3 separate regions of the Homo sapiens genome follow, and regions 2 and 3 are each linked to region 1. A link is a loop called in an ENCODE intact Hi-C map of the cell type or tissue named here. Cell type or tissue: endothelial cell of umbilical vein. All regions are shown on one strand.

The links. Hi-C counts contacts between places; a loop is a spot of excess contacts. Peaks named below come from ENCODE experiments on the same cell type or tissue, not always from the same donor. Only the 100,000 strongest peaks of a DNase experiment are listed, where the experiment ranks them.
Region 2: a loop joins it to region 1, with 9 times the contacts of the local background. A loop is called at or near these places in 4 of 110 quality-filtered maps.
Region 3: a loop joins it to region 1, with 8 times the contacts of the local background. A loop is called at or near these places in 2 of 110 quality-filtered maps.

What each region holds. Positions count from the first base shown.
Region 1 is chr4:20,776,939-20,780,938 of GRCh38, reverse strand. The region is part of intron 3 of KCNIP4 (potassium voltage-gated channel interacting protein 4); the gene reads left to right. Among named protein-coding and RNA genes, the nearest start is that of PACRGL, 78 kb to the right of the region's middle. In endothelial cell of umbilical vein, no CTCF peak of the experiment used is centred here; a DNase peak (open chromatin) is centred at 1,878; H3K27ac peaks cover 2,613 bases.
Region 2 is chr4:21,111,814-21,115,813 of GRCh38, reverse strand. All of the region lies in intron 1 of KCNIP4 (potassium voltage-gated channel interacting protein 4), which reads left to right. Among named protein-coding and RNA genes, the nearest start is that of MIR7978, 350 kb to the left of the region's middle. In endothelial cell of umbilical vein, no CTCF peak of the experiment used is centred here; DNase peaks (open chromatin) are centred at 1,803 and 2,113; H3K27ac peaks cover 1,921 bases.
Region 3 is chr4:21,011,244-21,015,243 of GRCh38, reverse strand. The region is part of intron 1 of KCNIP4 (potassium voltage-gated channel interacting protein 4); the gene reads left to right. Among named protein-coding and RNA genes, the nearest start is that of PACRGL, 310 kb to the right of the region's middle. RefSeq lists a silencer at 2,164-2,458. In endothelial cell of umbilical vein, no CTCF peak of the experiment used is centred here; DNase peaks (open chromatin) are centred at 2,213 and 3,933; H3K27ac peaks cover 3,162 bases.

The sequences.
Region 1 (4,000 bases):
AAGAGCAAGAAAATAATACTATTCTGGTATAAATTAGGATATTTTTGAGTACATGTAACAAAAACCCATTCAAAGTATCTTAAGTTAAAGGTTTATTGACTCACATATCTAAGATAGGAATACTTACAGCATCAGGCATGGCTGGATCAAGGCTCCAACAGTGTATCAGGATGCTGTCTCTTTTACTCACCTTTTCTCCGTGCTAATAACTCCAGCAAGGCAGGAACTAGTTTTAGTCACATGACACTGAACCAATCATTTTGGCCTGGGGGATGGAGAACTGTTCCTGGAAAAGCCTGCATCATTTGACCTAGCCCTGTGGCCCATGGAAATGGGATTAAAAGCCTCACCAGCATCATGTTAAATGGGGTATTGGCAGTTCCTGAAGTAAGAAAATTGTCTAACAGAGCTGAGTCACAGAGAACCAGAATCAGGGCGTCTCATGTTATTACTGGGAGAGTTTCTGTATCATACTCATTCCAGACTTTGATCGCTGACTTTAAAATCTTTGTTCATTGGCTTGACAGTAATATCCATGGAGTTGACCTGCCTACCAGCCACTCACCTGAGCTTCAGTGTTTTTTGACTCTTTAAATGCCATTATTTTCTTTTCCATTCCACTTTTCACTCTGATGGATATCACTTGGACTTTATTATTACCTGAAACTACTTAATTCCTGACATCCTAAATGATGGTCTCACCCTTTTGACCACAACCTTATATCCATTCAACTGTCTTAAGCCCTCAATCTCACTACATTCTGCTCATTGATTCTGCAAGCAAGACCTTTGGGATCACCAGCCCTTCTTAGTCTCACAAGTTCCATACTAATCTGCACTATATGGTTGATTTCCTGAAATACCCTTGAACATCCCTACTTCCTTATCCATGTCCTACAATCATGCATGTATTAGTTTCCTAATGCAGCTGTAGCAACATACTACAAACTGAAAGGCTTAAAACAACAAAAATTTACTCTCTTACTGTCTAGAGGTCGAAAGTCTGAAATTAATATCACTGAGCCAAAATCAAGGTGTTAGCAGGGCCATGCTCCCTTGAGAAATTCTGGGGGAGAATCTTTTCCTTCCTCTTCTGGCAGCTGTCACCATTCCTTGGCTTGTGGCTGCACCACTGTAATTTTCAAGGTCAACATCTTCAAATGTCTCTCTGGTCCATCATCATATCCCTTCCTCCTCTGTATGTATGTCACATCTCTCTGCCTCTCTCCTGTAAGGACAATTGGGATAGCCTAAAAGGCCCACTTGGATAATCCAGGATAATCTCTCCTTATAGAGATCCTTAAACTAATTATACCTGAAATTTTTTTTGTTTTCATTTCTTTTTTGTGTGGGGGGGGGGGGTTGTGGGGCAGGGGGGACTTGTAAGGTAGGTTCCAGAGATTAGGTTATCAATATATTTTGAGAAGCCAGTTTCCAACCTGTCACATACCTATATGGCTCTGGGGTCACCGAACTCTAGGGTCAGAGAATGATTTGTCTTCCACTTCTCTATTACTTGCTGGGGAAAACCAAACAAAAATCCAGATATGAGAGTCACTACTAATTAGCAATTTTTACACTCAGCTTGATAATCTTGTCTCTTTTTCATGATCTAGTGTCTCCTCATCTATTTACAGTAACATGCCTATACATCCTTACAGCTCTTCTGATTCCAGCAGTAAATGTACCTACAGAACTGTCTCATTTTCTCACGGGACAGAGGAATTTGATCTGTATTATTCAATCAAAACCACAGTGCTTAATTAACTCCTAGAAGGAAGTCCAGTGTATAGCTGGCACCTGTTTGGTATTTATTTGCTGACTTATTCTTCCTGTATAAAAGAAAAGAATGTTCCATTTCCCTAGTGTTTTCAATCCCACTTCCTATGATATCTTGATTCCTCTTTATAATTTATCTGCCTCCCTCCCTTCCTCCTCCTCCCTGTCTCTTCCTCTTTTCCTAGCTGCCTCCTTACATATTGTAATGCTAGTCAAGTCTCATTCACCCTTAAAAAATGCATTAGAAGACATACTCATTCCAAATCAGCAATAACAACAACTTTTACATGCACACACAGCTCTCTCTAACTATTGGCAAGTCTCATTCTTATACTCTTACATAAAATTCCTAAAACAGCTGTCTAAGTTCAGTCTATATAACCCCTCATCTGCATTTATTTCTTAACTCTTGGCTTCTGCCTCTACCATGTCATTTAAATTGTTCTTTCATAGGTCAAGACCACCTTTATTTTCCATGGCTACCAATATTTTTAAATTAAACTTGTTATTTTGAGATAACAATAGGTTGCCATGCAATAGTAAGAAATAGTCCAAGGAGGTCACCAGGTACCATTTCCCCCAGTAGTATCATCTTGTAAAGCTGCAGTACAATATTAAATCAGGTTACTCACATTGATGTAATCCACTGATCTTATTCAGATTTCCCCAGTTTTCCTTGTACTGATTTGTGTGTGTGTCAAAACTACATTTCATTTGCAAATCCACTGAATAGTTTCCAATCTTGACATCTATGAATTGCTTGATTTAAATTCAATAAATATATTTAATTCTAACTATGAGTTAAGAATTTAAGGTTCTACAAATATTGGTCAATGTTATGGTTGTATTAACTCTATGGGGTAAGTATACTATTAGTCCCATTTTACAGATAAGGCAAGTGAGGCACAAGTAAATTAATAAACTGGCACAAAGAATTTAAGAAACACAGCTAGTGTGAGTAGTGGAGACTAGATGCAAGCCTACACAGCCTGTTTCAGAGTCTATGCTACTAACACTTTCTCCTGTGACTTCTCTGGACCTAACTGAAGTCTCTGCTGAGTTTGGGAGTGGAGGCCTTGAGTTACTTGAATGCCTCTTCTTCCTTGGTTCCTTTGATATAATCTACGGCTTCTCCTTGTACCTCTCTGTCTACTTTATCCTGGTCTTCATGGACTGCTTATCCCATTCCTGTTTTTTAAATGTAGCTTCCCACCAAGGCTGTGCATTCAGCTCCCTGGTTTTCTTCATTAGGTATTTTCCTTGGGAGATCTCTATACCTATGTGCTAAAGGAGCACAAACTGATAGCTGTAAGCTTTGACCTCTGACCTGAGTTCCAAACTCCTTTCTAATTACTGGTTTCCCAACTTCTCTGGGATATCCCTCAGGAACGTCAAACTTCATGGTTTCATAAACTACACTAATTCATCTCTGCAATCTACAACCTCCACTTTTTCTCTGTAATCTACAACCTCCACTGTCACAAATTACCATAAACTGGGTGGCTTATAGACAACAGAAATTTATTTCTTACATTTCTGGAGGATGGGAAGTCCAGGATCGAGGTGCTGACAGATTTGGTTACTGGTAAAGTCCCTCTTCCTGGTTCATGGAAGACCATATTTCCATTATGTCACTAGGGCTTGGCGGAGGAGGCACAGCAGCTCTTTGGGCCTCTTTTATAAGAACATTAATCCTATTCATTAAAAACTTAAGTCTTATGACCTAATCACCTCCTGATACAGTTAGGCTTTCTGTCCCTTCCCAAATCTCATCTTGAATTGTAGTTCCCATAATCCCCATGTGTTCTGGGAAGGATCCAGTGGGAGGTAATTGAATCATGGGGGCAGTTGCCCCCATGCTATTCTCATGATAGTGAGTGAGTTCTCACAAGAGCTGATGGTTTTATAAGGGGCTTTCCCCCTTCACCTGGCACTTCTCCTTTCTGCTGCCATGTGAAGAAGGACATGTTTTCTTCCCTTTCTGCCCTAAGTTTTCTGAGGCGTCTATAGCCCTGTGGAACTATGAGTCAATTAAACCTCTTTTCTTTATAAATTACCCATTCTTGAACAGTTCTTTATAGCAGCCTGAGAATGAACTAACACACCTCCCAAAGACCCCGCCTCCCAATATGATCATAATGGAGATTAGGTTTCAACATATGAATTTGGAGGCCACACACACTTTCAGTCTATAGCATAAAACATTTCCCCAAAGAAGATC
Region 2 (4,000 bases), 330 kb before region 1:
CATTCCAATAGAATGTAATACTGATTGTAAAATAATTTTGTCCACTCACTAGTGGTAGACCAGAATTACTTTACTAAGGTTTGCTTTTCTTTTTGGTTCCCCATTTATTCCCAAAGGCTAAAAATCCAATTTATCATTATTGATCTGTCTTTCACTATAGAACAGAAATCTTTTGAATTAGGTATTTAGGCTTTGCTTGGTTTCATTTTATAATTAAACTCCTACTAAAGCTGAATTGTCTAACATTTTAATAAGTATTAAAAAGATATATTTGTATTTAATCCCTTTTGTACTGTTTTGAAGTGGCTCACACCAATATGAAGTGTCTAGGAAATTCATGTGAAAATACTTTGTTATATTTGTAATGAACTCTTATTTATTCATTTAAACAACAGGAATTTATTTAGAGCTCTCTATGAGTTTCATAGTGTGTTTTGAGGTAAAAAATCAAATTATAAATTTGTAGTCCCTGACCTTAATAGATAATGGTTTACTTTAGGTGAAATACAAATGTAAGCTACATGACACCAACTACTATCTATAGCAGCTAAATGATGAACACTAACTTGGATTGCAACTGTATTAAACTGTGTATGGTTATAGAGACATGGCCTGGGAGTTTAATATGCACATGGGGTAACAGTGGGATTATGGGAAGGAGAGACAGGAAATGCGTTTCAGAAGACTACTGTGAGGAAAACAATGTGAGGGAAGGGACAAAAGTGAACTGGGCCCTTGTAAGAACTTTAAGGAACATGGGGTGGTAGCATGGGGACCCATGTGGATGACTGGTGAAAATTAAGATTAAACTAACAAGAAATGGCCAGATAACTATAAATCTTAAGTTTTGTTTTATTTTTGAGTCTTTTTACTTTTTATTGTGGCATAAGATATAAAATCATTGGTGTTTCTTGAGTGGAGGAGTGACTTTATACTGCTGCCAAGTTCAACAGCTCTGAATTTAGAGTCGAAGAGATTTGGGTTCAAGTCATGTCTCTGCAACTTACTAGCTGTATAACTTTGAGCAAATTCCTTAACCTTCCTACACCTGAGTTTTTTCATCGGAAAATGATGGTATTTAATGATTCTGTGTTTCAAAGTATTGTGATGTGGTTATAATAAAGTACTGAGTAGTGAATATTTAGTATTGGTATTTGGGTACATAGTAAACACTCGGAGTATGATAACTATTGTCAAAATTTCAAAGTTAGAATCTATTGTGGTTAGTATTTCAGCACTGATCATGACCCAGATGAGAATGTAGTAAAGTTTTTTGTTTTATTTTTTATTTTTTTATTCTTTTTTAATAGAATGGGTTTAAGAAAAGTGAAGATAGTCTTACTTCACTTTTAAGAAAAAAGTGAAGATATTCTTACTAAAAGCAACACATGCATTTTTAGATCGTACTATTTTATTTAGGCCCCTGGATAATCCAGACTAATTAGTGGCAGTAAACATAAAAGGGAAATAAAGAATCTAAGCAATTAACAGATTTTTCTTGGTTCCAATTTGTGTTTTTTCTTGCATTCTAAAAAACACTGGTGAGCTATGTTTGTTTGTTTGTTTAAAAGTGAGTCATTTTGATAATCTCCTTGGCTCAAAGATTTGTAGAATCTCTGCAGGGAGAGACAAAAGAGGAGGCCTTATTTCTGTATGTAAGAACCTCTGTCTATTTTCTTTATCATATTCTGAAGCTGTATGGGTAGTTGTACAGATTATGGGACAGCTCTGATAAGACTGAATCAGGGATAGGAAACAGGCTACGGATAGGTCTGGACCACATCAAACCCTCTGGCTTTCCCATTTTAAGCATGATTCATATGACCAGCCAAAAGAAAAAGCAGAGAAATCTCAATTCTAGCTTTAGATCAAAATACACTAACTTTGATTTTTGATGGAGAAAGAAACTAATTATGGTGTATTAGAGTTAAGTCAAATGTCACCTATTTCTTGTTAAGGTATTTGCGTATTTCACTGAATATGTCTCTGAACCTTAGCAAGAAACGCCTTGTGTTTTTATGGTTTGTTTCTTCTTTACTTAAAAAATAAATTAACTGTTAGTTCTGATGTTATCTGTTCAAATATTCCACATTGTGGAAAATCCTCATCTATTACACATGCTCAAATTTGGATTCAATCCCAGAATAGTTGCTAATGCTTGCACATGGGCTGGAGCTGTGTAATTGTTTTTGGTGCTTAAGGAAGACATGGGGAACAATCTCTCCCCCAACAGCAGACCAAATTGTGATTTTTGGAATCCTTATTCTAGATTAAGTCCCAGAGATACTAACTCAACTGTTTCTTTCCATTTTTCCCACTGAGTATAGCTTTCCTTTTTTTTTTTTTTTTTTTTTTTTTAAACTTATAGATAGATGCACAACCTCTCCTTTATATTTCATTCAGCTTTCGAAGGCAAAAGAACAAAATCAACTCAGAAGTGACAGGAGGGGAATCATTTTGTTACTTGAAGTGGACAAGAAAATGATTTTCCCTGCTGTTTGCCTCAGCTGAATTACAGCCTTATGTCTGTGTGAAATCCAATTTGATGAGATTTTCTTTGTTACTTTTGAAAGAACTTGTTTCTTGGCAGTCCTGCCCCAAACTAGATTGTTCCATTGCCTTCTGCAAAGCTTCTCGTACCCTTGGGTAGTCATCAAGCCTCATCTCCCTGCTGTAATTGTAGCTTCTCTGTACATTATCAGACATTCCCGGAAATTTGGACTCAGCAGAATAGGAATTGTCAAATGTATCAAAAATCTTATATTTATGTACTAAGTATTGACATTGTGTATAGAAAAACATCAGGTGTAGAAGACTTTCTACTAAGGGTTTACAATCTTAGAAAAACTAGAAAGCGAATACAATCTGATCTCTAAAACACTAGAAGGTTGGCTATCTTAATATCAGTGGGATGAGACTGGATTTTTCCTCCCTGGCTATTGGAGAAAAAAAAAAGGGAAAAATAGTTATATCAATCCTAGAAGCCAGATGAGTATGGAAACAACCTTCCATTTTCTGTTTTTCTAATCAATTTAAGACAAATACACTACAGATTATATTTAGGGGCCTGGTAGGCTGCCTCAGTTTTCCCAGATGACTGAGCAGTGGATCAGCTTTCTGAAGTTTAGTGCCACAACTCATCTGCCCAAGAGCCAGGTGGCCCTGATTCAAATATAAGTGACCCAGGAACCATTTACCAGTAGACAGTCAGTATCAAGAATCACAGCATTGACACTCTACTTGGAGACTTCTTGATTGTACACAAAATCTATTTCTCGTTATTTTCATCTTATTGTGGCTGGCAGCCCATCTTTGCATGTTACTATCTCCAAAATGGCACAAAAGCTTAGCTTTACTCGGAAGACATCAGAGGTCTGGACCTCCGATTTTTGGCCCAAACTCCATCCGCATACAAAGTGGGGATCAGTGGACAAGTGGGCTCCACTTTGCTTCTACAGTAGGACTCGATCATGATGATTGCTTGGTATTATCAACATCAAGACCCAAAAGTCCAACGCTGCAGAAATTTCAGAAATGGTTAGAGCTAGATAGATCCTGAAGATAGATCCTTAAAAATATTGATCTTTGGGTTCCTCAAGTTGCTGCATTTTTCCTAGTACATGCTAACCTTTCAAGTTCCATTCTTAAGGATAGACATTATCTTAAACTTGACTATGATCTTAGAGTCCTAATGATTCTCACCCACTACAACTTCAGGTAGATAGATAGATGATATAGATGATAGATAGATAGATAGATAGATAGATAGATAGATAGATAGATAGATACAGAGAAAGGATAGATTTGTTGTTGTTTGTTTTGATGTTATTTTTATGCAAGTAAACCTCATTTCTGTTTTGCTCTATCATTGCACTAGGTATCAGAAGCCTGATTCCACTGGATTAGCATGTTCCTCTTTTCCCTTCTCCATGCAGCTTATGTAGTGCCAGGACCTGGCAGGACTATATGGACATGGGTGGGCATGACGTGGGTCATGTCT
Region 3 (4,000 bases), 230 kb before region 1:
TGGCATTAATTACATTCACAGTGTTGTGCAACAGTCACTTCTATCCATCCCCAGAATATTTTTATCATCTCAAACTGAAGCTCTACCCATTAAACACTGATTCTCTATTCTTCTCTCCGCAGAGTTCCTTATCACCACTATCCTACCTTCTATTTCTATGAATTTGCTTCTTCTAAGATATTTCAAATATGTGTAATCTGAGAAAAACTAATAACAACATTCGTCCTTTTGTGTCTGGCTTATTTCACTTAGCATAATGTTTTCAAGGTTCATCAATGCCATAGCATATGTCAGAATTTCATTCCTTTTTAAGGCTAAATAATATTCCATTGTATGTATATTATGCCATATTTTGTTTATCCCTTCATCCATCAATGGACATTGGCGTTGTTTCCACGTTTGGGCTATTGTGAATAATGCTACTATGAACAATGCTGTGCAAATATCTGAATCCTTGCTTTTAATTCTTTGGGCACACACGTAAAGGTAGAATTGCTGAGTCAATGGTAATGCTACGTTTAACTGTTTGAGGCCCTACCATACCATTTTCCTCAGCAGTTGCACCACTTTACATTTCAACCAGCCATGCACTCATGTTCCCATATCCACGCATCCTTGCCAACACTTCATGCTTTCCAATTTTTGATATCAGCTTTCCTAAGAGGTATTGCATAATATCTCAATGTGATTTGATTTGCATTTCCATAATAAAAGACATGTGATTTTGAATGTTATTCTTTAAGTGATGCAGAAATATTAATCAGTTATTATTATTGCTTTCCTGTGATTCAGGCATAGGGGTACATTTCCATTTTAAAAATAAATTTGGATGTTTCCTTTAAGGCGAGGTGATTCCAGAGATGGAGAAGATGAGACTCATCCATGAATAGTGTTGGGGGAATGTGAAAAGGACTTGACAGAGTAGATATGATGGGCTTTGAGGGGAAAGGAGAATTCAAGACACCTCCTAAGTTTTTAGTATGACTTTCATGGGGCATGTGGTGGTCTTGTAGTAGAAGGACCTCTTGGATGTGAAGATAAATCCTGATCATGTTGCATTTGCTTATCTGTGAGATAGTCAGACCTAGAAGGTAGAAGCAATTATATGATTTTAAAGATCCAAAGTCTGAACTGGAGGTAAAGATGTAGATGTCATCAGAATATGGTTGATGATTGGAGGAAGCAGCATGGATGAGCTCATATAGAGAAAGTGAGGTCTGAGAATGGATTCCTGGGGAACATCAACATTTATGTAAGTTGGGAAGATAAGAAGGATTCTGTGAAGGCTCAGAGAAGTAAAGGGATAATGAGGACAGCAGAGTACTATGGAAGCTGACAAGGTAAAGAGTTTCAAAGAATTACCGATTTCACTCCATCAAATATAACAAGAATTTCTAGAAATACTAGAACTGATTCAAAACAAAGTCTCTTTATATCTTGTACTGGAACTCTGGTCTCTGTTCATTGAGTCACATCCTGTATTTAAGTTCTAAGCCCAAATTCCAATTTCAGGCACAGAATAGACACTGACATCCACCACAACAGTTTATTCAGTGTTCCTCTTTACCTGACACAAATCCTCCTCAAAGAAGCTTTATCTTGTGTAAAAGGAAATGAACATTCCTTTGAGGCAAGAGTTGACAGAACTGAAATGCCTTCCAGTGTCAAGGCTGCAGTAGCTTCCATCATGATTCATTCTGAGCCCAAAAGCTTGGTGGCATTTTCAAGGCTTCTTCTCTTATGTAGTGGTGGAGAAGAACTGGAGAGAGCTGGTCGACCCCATGCCTGGTGTCTGGGGGTCAGTGGGTCACTGAGGGGAATTTAACCCTGCCTGTAATGACTTCAGGAGCATCAAGCTGTATCCTCTGTGTTCACTGTGTGGTCAGCATACTTGACAACACTCTCCCTGGCCTCTGGTTCCCACTCTACCTCCCTGAAAGTCTTCACCTCCTAACCTAATTCCTGCAATCTTCATTTTTCCTAGGGCTGAAGAATGCAGCCACTATCTGTCATATCATCTCAGAGTGGTCTCCTCATAGCCCTACTGATGTGGAAATATGACTCATTCACATTCCATTGCTGCGTCTGTGCTACCTCCTCTGTTTAGACCCTTTCCTGCTGTCCAGAAATAGCTGAGTTTACCTTCTACCTATAATTTATTAAAAGACTTCAAGCATTCAATTTTTGATCATTTCAGTTCATTCTCAGCTTCGCAGTGAGAAGTTTCCTCTGTGCTCATTGCCTTTGGCCATAATATTCCACCCCCAAATTACTGTAATTCTCAGGATTACAGTGAGTCACACCTTGGAATTAAGGCATTCTGTGCCAGGGTAAATATGTTACCTAGAAGGGCTAGCATATTACATTGTCGTTTCCTGTTAAGATCATGGCCAACTGGTCATTATCCCATCACCAATAAGACTGTGAGAAACATAGAACAGATATGTTTTCAAAGACTGATAGATTTTCAATTTGTAAGGTTGCTTAGATATAACTTAGTTCTACTTCCTAGGTGATCTACAAACTCCTTCTTTGTGACACTAATCTGGTTACCCAGATCCTGGTTGAACATTTCCTGTGGCATAGAATGATCGATATACAAAACATACATATATCTGGAGAATCTAATGTTTAAATGTTTTGGAGGTTTTTGTTTTGTTTTGTTTTGCTTTGATTCGAGCCAAGGTCTTACTCTGTCACCCAGGCTGGAGTGCAGTGGCATGATCACTGCTTACTGAAACTTTGACCTCCTAGGCTCAAGCAATCTGATTAATTGGGACTACAGATGCACGCCACCACATCCAGTTTATTTTTTTATTTTTATTTTTGTGAAGATGTGGACTCATTATGCTGCCCAGGCTGGTCTTGAACTCCTGGACTCAAGCGATCCTCTTGCTTTGGCCTCCTAAAGCGCTGGGATTACAGGCATAAGCCACTGTGCTGGCCATGTTGAGATTCTTTACCTTGAACCCTAAACTATATTTTCTCCCTGGGAGAGCCTAGATTAAATTATATTCAAATGTTTATTGAGCACCTACTATATACCAAGCACAATGCTGTGTGTGCTGGGCACAACAGGAACCACAAGGCTTGACTCTGTTCTCTATAAGCCCATGTCCTATTGGAGTGGTGGAATGATGTATGGGAACAATATAATTGGACACCCTTGTTTAATTGTGACACCCTTGCTTCCCTTTCGAATTAGCTTAGCACATTCTTATCATGCTTTTGTTTCTCTTTGTGAAAGACTCCAAACATCGAAACTACGTTAAGACCAGTTAGAGCTTCTTTCATTATAATCCAGTTAGGAGACAATTCATCCAACTTGTCTTGATTATGCCACAGAAGCTAAGTGATTAAATCAGAATCTGAAAAGAAGAAACGAAAGCATTAAGTGCATCCAAAAATAAACTTGTTGAACCTGGGGATAGTGTAAGAGTAGGAGACTTTCTGAAAGCCACTTTGGAAATATGATTTTAATGAGATTCATTATTGTCCTTTAAGGTCAAAGTTGAAAGAGTAGTCTATCTGGCTAATATCAAAGAGGTTTAATTTTTGTTGATTTGGAGATAAAGCAAGTATAAGCTTTTCATTATAAATATGTTTTTATACTTGGAAAATAAGAAATAGAAGCAATCAGTAGTCACATATGTGCCCTGTGATCTGGTTCCTGTGAACATTTTCTATAAATTTAAATTATACGTAATCATTTATAGTCCAGAAGCAGGTGCAATGTGGATATGCAAAGCTGTTGAAATGCTATTTTTCCAAAGTTGGCTGGAAATAATACCATACACAGGAGGATGGAAAAGTACCGATGGAAATAATATTGTCCAAGTATCCCAGACCCTTCAAAGACTTTCAGAACAATAACAACTTGAGAAGTGTTACTCTTATGACTCAGTGATCAGAAGACATTTCAGAAACAAGAGTTGTATGAAATCTTGAGTCAGTCACACAAATTGCAAACGGATCTCCTGCAATGCCACTAGGAAGTGAA